Linked DNA regions of Homo sapiens: region 1 is linked to region 2. Evidence: chromatin contacts called from ENCODE Hi-C or POLR2A ChIA-PET data. All regions are on one chromosome and are shown on one strand. Each heading gives the region's core, a stretch centred on a gene start or an enhancer-like site at or near the end of the contact. The rest is flanking DNA. Distances are from core to core; before and after follow the strand shown.

The links. Hi-C counts contacts between places; a loop is a spot of excess contacts on that map. ChIA-PET counts read pairs that join two places held with the same protein, here RNA polymerase II (POLR2A).
Region 1: a loop to region 2 is called in a map of gastrocnemius medialis, with 11 times the contacts of the local background. The contact joins two enhancer-like sites. A Hi-C loop is called at or near these places in 1 of 168 maps with a recorded cell type or tissue (gastrocnemius medialis). POLR2A ChIA-PET finds 5 or more read pairs at or near these places in 2 of 52 experiments (MCF 10A and RWPE1).

Annotation. Positions count from the first base shown.
Region 1 is chr11:120,191,829-120,196,289 of GRCh38, reverse strand. No RefSeq gene overlaps it. Among named protein-coding and RNA genes, the nearest start is that of OAF, 17 kb to the left of the region's middle. Within about 2 kb of position 3,074, at least 3 of the 41 ENCODE cell types and tissues checked have a DNase peak (open chromatin) inside an H3K27ac peak, as active enhancers do.
Region 2 is chr11:120,131,693-120,136,622 of GRCh38, reverse strand. The region is part of intron 1 of TRIM29 (tripartite motif containing 29); the gene reads left to right. The region is part of intron 1 of LOC105369529 (a long non-coding RNA gene); the gene reads right to left. Among named protein-coding and RNA genes, the nearest start is that of TRIM29, 4.0 kb to the left of the region's middle. Within about 2 kb of position 1,687, at least 2 of the 41 ENCODE cell types and tissues checked have a DNase peak (open chromatin) inside an H3K27ac peak, as active enhancers do.

The DNA.
Region 1 (4,461 bases), core at 1,825-4,324, 58 kb before region 2:
GTGAGAAAAATTACCCTAGAGTGATCTGCTGGACTCAGCTTCCTAGCCTGCATTCTTGTGGACCTGCAGCTGAAGCAAATTGGTGCTGCAGACAGACTCCAAGATGCCTGCGTGCAAGCTCTTAAGTCAGCTAGGATCTCCAGGGCCATCATTCACTGCTGTGCAAAGAGCTGGTCGGGGGGCCTCCGTGAAACAGCAGTTCTTGGGAATGCGACGCAGTCATCTATGTCTAACAAGCTCCCAGGGTGACTCTCGCGCACAGCCCTGTTTGAGAACCACTGCCATAGAGGGTACTGGTATTGGAAATTCAGTTTCCTGTGTGGGCTCCTCCCTCCCATCTCCCCACCAAAAAGGATTAGAGAAAAAGGGAGTGAGGAGTGGGAAAGCAGGAATTAAATTGAGTAAAATCGTCTAGGCGAAGAGAGAGGCACAGTCAATTGAAAGGAAAGGCAATAAAACCAGGCTCTGTAAACACCCAGAAATGAGGCTCAAGGCTGGGCTTGGGGAAGAAAACACAATTTACCTCTGGGGAGGGCCAGAGGGACGCACGTGCGGGTAGAGGCAGCCCTGCTGATTTAAAGGATGCTTCTGGGGCATGCCTTCCTCCCTGCAAGCAGAGGCTGATGATGGATGAATGCCACAGCTGAGACCTCCCAAGGGGCAGGAGCAGGGGCAGGGAGGGGGCTGGAAGCTGTGGAGTGGGGGCGGGCCAGGAGGGTCACTGCTTCACCCCCAGCACATGTTTAGCCAACAACAGAGGCACTCAGAGAAAACTCACCAGTGCCCTGGATCTGCCATCTCCTTTCTGGCCCCTAACACCTTGCTTCAACCTCTGGAGAAAGCCATGCCTGAATCCAAATCCTCCTCTGAGGAAGCGTCTGCCCCACCCACTCCATCCTGTAAGCAGCAGCTTTCTCACTAGCCCTGGGAGCAGAGTGTTCCAATGCCCCTTTGGTGGGCCATGGCTATGGTGCCTGTTTCCTCACCTCACAGAAGGACACACGGCCTGAGAAGAGGGACTAAACTTACAGGACACAGGAAAGAAAGCTGGAATTAGGGCTGCCTTAGACTCTACGGTCTGCATGGTTACCATCGCAGAATAATGCCACAGGTTGCAGAGCCTTTCACAGTTTGCATGATGGCATTACCTCCCCTCCACAACTCTGTAAGAAAGGCAGAGAAGTTATTAGATCTCATTTAAAAATGAGAACGAAGGCTGGGCATGGTGGCTCACACCTGTAATTCCAGCACTTTGGGAGGCCGAGGTGGGCAGACTGCTTGAGCCTAGGAGTTTGATAACAGCCTGGGCAACACGGCGAAACCCTGTCTACCAAAAAAACAAACGAACCAAAAAACAAAATTAGCTGGGTGTGGTGGCATGCATCTGTGGTCCCAGCTACTCGAGAGGCTGAGATGGGAGGAGTGCTTGAGCCCAGGAGGTTGAGGCTGCAGTGAGCTGAGATCGCACCACTGCACCCCAGCCTGGTTGGCAGAGTGAGACCCTGCCTCAAAAATAAAAATGAAAAAGCTGAGAGTAAGAGAAATGAAAAGACTTGTCCCAATCCATGCATCTAGGTAAGAGTTTAGACCCAAACAGGAACCTCAGTTTCTCATTCCCTGTTGGCCTCTCTACTGGAGTCAATTTAGCTCACTTCTTGAAACTGATATTAGGTTTGGGGTGGTGGGGAGAGTTGAGAGTTTGTGGTGGGTGCCTGGAAGCTGAGGCCAAAGCATCCTTTGGGATGGAGGTGCTTACTGCCTCAGCTGCCCAGAGTGTTGGCCGGGAAGGTGCACAGCTCTGTCTCTCTGAAATTGCCCTCAGCTGAAGGGAGATGCTCACAGTTATGGCCCTTCTTGAGGGTGCAGATGACGGATGAATGCAGCAGCTGAGACCTCCCAGGGGCAGGAGCAGGGGTGGCGGTGGAGGAGGGGAGCAGGCCAGGAGGGCCACTGCTTCAGCCCTAGCACATGGTTAGCCATGTTGCACCCAGTGACATGTTGTACCCAGTGACGCCTTGCACCCAATGACATGTTGGTGAGGATTACAAAGGCCTGGCCCTCTTGCCTTAATGTGGGATATCTCTGCAGAGCCCCAGAGTCCCCATGGGGTTGGCAAAGGCCTTGGTTGCAACTTCACAGCCAACATCCAACGTCCAATGTTTCCCCCAACCCAAGCCTGTTCTCTCCACTTCCCCTACAGGGGTTCATCCCCACAGCATTCCAATAAATGATGCAAAGCTCTCAGAGTCTCTTTGCTAGGAACCTGACTTAATATGGGAGGAGAAGGGAGCTAACTTCAATGGGATGCTTCTTTTTTTTTTTTTTTTTAAAGAAAGATGGTCTCATCTAATACAACACATCTGTGAACTAAGCATTTTTGCTATGTTACTGTTCAGAAAATGTTAAAGAAGTTGTCAAGACCAAATGGTATCTGGCAAAGCTGGGATTCTAGTGCAGGCCCACTCTGACTTTGAGAGCACAGGTTCTACTCTCTCCCCACTGTATAAAAGGTGGGGAGTCCCTGACCCTGACCTGTGGGGTCTAGGGTGGAAAGGAGCTGGCTGGCCAAGGACTTGCCTGTGGTGTTCGAGTAGGCATGTAAACACCCATGAGAAGAGTGTTCACACCTGGGGTGCAAATGGGGGGAGGCAGGAAGCAGGGAAGGGTGGCCACATGTGGCAACCTTTGCTGGCCAAGGAGGCAGAGGTGCCTCTGGTGGAAGAAGACCTTGGGATCGGCCAGCAGCAGCCGTGAGGCACATCTGAACCCTCTCCCCGCACAGGCCCCATACAGTGGGGACTGCTGGCTCTGAGCCTCCCTGGGGCACACAAAGAAGGTTTACCTTTGCCCAAGCTGGTTGGCAAGACCCAGGTCCCATCCTGTCCCAGTGAAGGGTGAGGACTCTGGACTTCTCTGGCTCTGTGTGCTCCCTCTGGTCCCAACACAGCGGAGGACTGGCCCCTGCCTGCCTCTGGGGCCGCTCTGGTGGTAGTCAAGGTGAGTTCAAGGTCAGCAGCATGCTGCCACAGCCGCAAGCCGGCCTCGTAGCTCCTCCCTCAGGCCCCAGCCCTGGAGCACTCTGGAGCCGATCATGGGAGGAGGATCTTTCCTGAACTTTGTCTCTGGAGGGCCCAAGCCAGTTCTACCGTTGGTGTGTCCATTTGCAGAGGGGCGCCTGGTACCAGTCCTCCCCTGAGGGGCAATGCCCCCGGAACTACAGCTGGGGAAGGGCAGCAGGTCTGGAAACAAGCCAAGAGCACCCCGTCTGGTGCCGGTGGACTTTCTTGCATGAATTGGCAGCTCCGTCAAGCTTTGGCATCAATTCCAAAAGTGGAGCATTGGGGCTTGTCCTGTCACCTGGAGATTCTGAGCACATATTTACAGTTTACAGAAGTAGAAACAAAAGTAACCCTTTTATCTCCTCAGAGGAAGCTGGCCCTTCCACTGAGTACAGGAGCCGGAGACAATGTAACCTTCCCTGAGAAGATACTCTTTGGGGTAGGAGGCAGCTGTCTAGACGTGGCACCACCGAATGCACCCTAGCAAATCAGGAAAATCTCTTTTTCCTTTTTTTTCTTTTTTTCTGAGACAGAGTCTTGCTCTGTCGCCCAGGCTGGAATGCAGTGGCGCGATCTCGGCTAACTGCAAGCTCCACCTCCCGGGTTCACACCATTCTCCTGCCTCAGCCTCCGGAGTAGCTGGGACTATAGGCGCCCGCCACCACGTCCGGCTAATTTTTTTGCATTTTTAGTAGAGACGAGGTTTACACCGTGTTAGCCAGGATGGTCTCGATCTCCTGACCTCGTGATCCTCTCGTCTCGGCCTCCCAAAGTGCTGGGATTACAGGCATGAGCCACCGTGCCCGGCCATCTCTTTTTCCTTAAAATGCTCAACTGGTGTGTGCAGAACTCCCCCTTGCCTCAGCAACTGGGAGGAGTGCCTTGAAATGGCAGCGTGGGTCAGGAGCTGGGGCTCTGGGTCTAAGTGCCAGGTCGGCCATCTGCAGGAAGGAGCAGCAGCAAGATTCTCTACTGAGCTGGGCCCTGCTTTCCTCACCCGGTGGGGAATGTCTTTCAGCTGCGGGAGGTTATTTGTGACTGCCATCTTTTTCTCTTCTCTTCTTTTTTTTCAAAAAAAAAAAAAAAATCTTTGTGAGAAAAACCCCACCGTTCCACTTGTTTTCTCCGAGCCGTTTTGTTAGTTGAGGTGTTTGCATGCTGAGCAACACACACTAATATTTTCCTCCTCGTCAAAACATTAATTATCCCACCCAGGAACCTTTCTCTTGGATGTTTTTTCTTTACCACCCCTTAAGCTGTTGGGCACCAAGCGATTCCTGTATTTCCCATCATCTCAGCAAGCTGACTGTGATGTTTAAGGAGAGAGAGGCCCCCTTGGCTGGGTGCGGACCCTCCTTTGTGCTCTGTGGCACCCAGTAGTCAGGATGCAGTACTCAGGAGA
Region 2 (4,930 bases), core at 438-2,937:
ATCCCCAGCTGGTCTCTTGACTTCCTCCACAGCCTCCTTTATCCTTCTCCCAGCTGGGCCCTGTGTTTTGCGTGTGTGGTTGTGTGTGGACACACATATTCCTGCAGGCGGACACCGTTGGGGAAGTTTGGAGTTTGTGTGTGGATGGCGTGTACGTGTACAGCTAGTCCCTGACTTAGGATGGTTTGATTTACAATGATGTGAAAGTGCTATGCTTTCAGTACAGTATTCCATAAAATCCAACACTTTATTACAAAATAGGCTTTGTAGTAGAAGATTTTGCCAAACTGTCGGCTAATGTAAGTGCTCTGAACAAGTTTAAGGTAAGCTAGGTTAAGCTATGATGCTTGGTAGGCTAGGTGTATTAAAAGCATTTTTGACCTATCACATTTTCAACTTACAATGGGTTTATTGGTAAATAACCCCATCACAAGTTGAGGAGCATCTGTATATGTGTTTATTTTATGTGCACGTGGGTGTTTTTGTGCCTTTGTGGATGTTTGCATGTATTCATATATGTGATACGTAAGTGTGTTTGCATGAGTTCTATGTGACTGTGCCTGTACTTCTATGGGGAGGAGCAGAGGCAAGTGCAGGCTTGTGGATGTAGCATACCTGGGGAAGGTGATTTGGGCAAAGGGCCCAGCTGTGGCCACTGCCCTTTGCCCCACAGATGTGGGGCTCACTCTTCCCTAAGGTACACAGCTTCCTGCTGTGGGTGGCCTTCCTGGGGCAAACCTTCCTGGCCTCCAAAGCAGTGAACTCCACTTTCCTGAAGAGCTTCTGCACACCTCAGATCTGGACAGCAGAGGATTCCTTCCTGCCCAGCCTTCCTGACCAGGAGGAGCTGGTTGATTACTCTTTCCCTTCATCTCTCACCCACACCCCTGGACAGAAAGGGCTGAGGTAGAGAGGGGAACAGACTCACAGATTCCTTCCAGAAGCCTCGTTTGGCCCAGGAAGAAGATGTTTCCAGCTTCCCCCATCTTCTGACCCCAGCGTGGCCTCAGGTTTCATACTGAGAGATATAGATGGGACGGGGCCATGAAACTCATTCTAGGGAGTTTACTTGGGAGGTTAGACAGAACAAGAGGCAATCATCCTCATCACAGCAGCTGAGAAATTGCAGAGCCTCAGACAAGGTTTTAGGAAATGTGACCGAGTTCCAGTCCCAGTTTTTGCCTCTAACTAACTGTAAGGCTGTGAATAAGTCCTTTCCACGCTCAGTCTCATTCTCCCAAGGGGTGAGGCTAGATTGTTGGTTTTCAAATTACCCCACAGAGCCCTGGAATTCTTAGACATGTCTTCGAGGCCTCAGGATGAGGAGGGGGTAAAGAAGTGTCAAGAAGGCGGAGCATTCAGGTTCCCACCTCGACTACAAGCAAAGGACATTCTTATTGATTATCTTCTATGTGGGTTTGGCCTCAAATTTGGTCTCAACCAAGGATATCTCTGCTTAAGCCTGGGCACCCCTGGAAGATGTGGTTCTGGTGGGCAGGAGGGTCTTGGGCAGCCCTATGTGGATGTGCCAGGAGCTCAGAGTTCAGAGTTCGGGTTCTGGCATGGGGGCCGCTGAGGGACTCACAGTTCTTCCTTGAGGGAGGGCTCATGATGTGGGTCAGGAGGCAGGGCTCATACACACAAACAGGACTGGGGAGCGCCCGTCTAGTTACACAGAGCGGCTAGAAGTTAACGTCAAACCGTAGTAGACAGAATGCCGGGCCAACAGAGTATTAGCCACCCCCTCAGTGTCCTCCCTCACCTTGCAGATAGGGACACAGGCACAGAGGAAGGAAGGGGCCTGTCCAAGGTCCTTGTTTGAGGAGGAAGCCCCCTAAGCCCTCTTCCAGTGTTTGAGAGTGCCTCAGGGAAAGGGCCCCAAGGGGATGGGATTGGGATATGTGTGTTTTAGGAGAAAATGCCTGGTCCTCTAAAGTGACTGTGATGGTGGGAGCTTCAGGTAGCCTCCGTGTGTGTGCACACACATGTGCACCTGCAGCATAGGGCTAGGCGGGGAGAAGTGGAGCCAGGAAGCCAGGAGACTGAGCTGGGCACACGGGCTGTCTCGGCCTGGCTCTGCTGGAATGTCACAGGTGGGGGACATTGGCACAGAGCAGGGTTAGTGGGTAGATGGGCCAAAGTGAATGAGCATGCCAGTCCTGGCATCCTTTTGAGGCATCTCCTGCAGACCCAAACATCAGCCCACGCATAGCTGTTTGCAAGTGGCTTTGTTCAGAACCCGTTCCGCAGGCCAGTGGTGAAGGCCCAGGTGATACAGCCTCAGACCTGCCTCGGTTGGTGGTGTGAGGCTACGATGACACCCAGGGCTGTGGGTGCCTGTCTTCTGGGCCTCAGCTCTACCTACAGACTCTGAGCAGAGTCTCTGTTAGAAAAAGATCGCTTGGTGCGGCAACATGACAGCACCTTCCTCTGGTGGTCCCTGGGTCAGCATGTTTCCAGTGCCACCCCAAATGTCACAATAGGCCTCATACATGTCCTCCTGTCTTCCCCTCTGCCACTGAACACTTCCCAGGCTAGGTTAGGTGGGTGAGATTGAAATGTACACATACATCCCTTTCTGTGTCTTATGGCCCTTCCTTCTGCCTATCTCAAGCTTCAGCAGGCCAGGATGTTAAGACCTCCTGGGTGGACGGCTGGCTGCTCTTGGGGGGCCCTGCACTGTCATGGATCTGGCCTGCTCTGGGGTGGCAGCATGACGAGGCGTGTGTGGAGGTCACTCAGCTAGGAGCATTGCTTTGGAGAGGCTTAGCCTCACACCTCCTCCACTCTCTCAACCCCACCATTTGGTTCAGTTCAGTTCTCTCACCACATCTGTGGCTTTGTTTCTCGTCTCATTCCCAATTCTAACACAAAAGCTGAGCCACTGGCTGCTGGGCATGGGCAGCCGCTGGTCCTTGCTTTTCTGAGCAGCGCTGGTCTGCCCAGGAAAGCTCTTTGGGATTCGGGAAGGGGAGCCAGGCTAAAGGCCAGGGTGCCCTGGAGGGGCTGGGCCCACTTTCCCTGGAGACCTTGGTGACTTTGGGGGAGAATGCTTGCCCTGGGACAGGGTGGGTGAGAAAGGAGGTAGGGGGGCCTCTCTGGGTGCTAAGGGGGAAATAACAAAATAAAAGAAGCTTGGAGACAGGAAGCAGGGGAGCAAAGTGACAGGCAGGCAGGAGGCAACCCAGTGTCTGTGGCACACACCTGAGTGCCAGTGCCGGGCCCAGCATGTCCTACTTGTAGATGAAGAAACAAGGTCAAAGTCGTCAAGAGACTTACACAAGTTACAGCACTCAAGAGTGGCAGAGCTGGGATTCCTCTCCGCTATTTTAAGCCTTTTTGTTCCTGTAGGATTGGAAGGGTCTTCTTGAGATCACCGAGTCCAGTGGCTCCCAAACAGCAATCCCCAGACCAGAATCAGCTGGTGAATTGTTGAAACACAGATTCCCAGGCCTTAGCCCAGGAGGTATTTTAAAGGTCTCCCTAGAGAATTCTAATGTGTAGCTGGGTTGGGAATCAGAGATCTAGTCCAATTTCACCACAAGGAAACCAAGGCCCAGGAAGGGGAGGTTCCCACTGTGCCTGCGTCCCCATCTGCAAGGTGAAGGAGGAGACTGAGGGGGGTGCTAACTCTCTGTGGGCCTGGCATTCTGTCTTCTTCCCCACTCTTGGCTGGAGATGGCCAGGGTGATACCTTCCTTGCCCCATCTCACCCCTCCCCTGACCTGAGGCTGTGAGGAGGCAAAAGGAACAGTAAATCTCAGTCAAACAGACTAACTGATCCTGGGCTGTTTTACGTCCGAGTGGAAATGGGGAAATCTATCCAGCATTTCAGATTCTTATCCAGATAATTACCATTTGTCTGAGAGTACAAATTTGGCAATTAACTGGCTCATTTGGCAAATGTCACAGCCGATGGCCCATGTAGTGAATTCAGGCCAGGGGAAGATCATGGCCAGTCCTCTCCTCCCTGGAGCCAGTGCAGGTACACCTATCCGGGTGGGTGCTCAGGTGTGTCTCCACCTGAAGACCACGTCCAGGTTGAGGCACTGCTAGCTGCTGCACCACCCATCTGCTCTCGGGAAAACCTCTGCTCACCCAAGGCTGAAGGATTTCAAGGTTAGGTGGCCCATGCAGGGCCCGTTCCTGGCATCAGAGAGCAAGAGGCAAACAGACAGGTGTGGGAGAAGGGAACAAAGGAGTCATTTAGGGACAGGCCTGGGCAGGGAGGAATGAAGCGGAGAGTAGGAAGTCAGGAGGGAGGTGTGGGCAGGGCGGGACTGTGGGGATCAGAGGCCCTGTCAGCCATCAGGGCCTTCAACCACTTTCTGAGGGAAGAGGGAGAGAGGGAGAGAGAAAGCTGGGGCCTCAGAGGACAATGGGGAGGGTGCTGGGAGGGAAGCGGGGGCAAAAGGAAAGAGATGGAACTGCCAAAGTGCCATCTGCAAGGTGAAGGGAGCATGGGAGGGCTTAGGCCAGCAGGAGTGAAGGGGAAGGACGATGCCACAGAAGACACACAGGACAGCCTAGTGCCACCACCTCTAGGTGCGCCTCTTGAAGCACAGAATAGGATCTGAGTCCTGTTGTTGAAGCTTGGCCTTACCGCTTTCCAACTGTGAGAACTCAGGCAAGCTGTGTAATCTTTATAGGCCTCGGTTTTCACACCTGTGAAGTCGGAGGGATAATGCCACTTACCTCCACAGGAGGCTTTTGCTGGTTAAAGGAGAAAAGTCCTGGCACATACTAGATGCTCAGTAATCAACACTGCCTTCCTTCCCTCTCCTAGTGTTGAAGGAGAGCCCAGCGACTTTTAAACCTTCCCATGTTATATTACTTCCTATACAGGAAAAATTGCCAAGAGCTGAACAGACACAAGGTGCATCCCTAGCTGTCACCCCAAATGCTCCTCCCCCGACAGGGTAGGACTCAT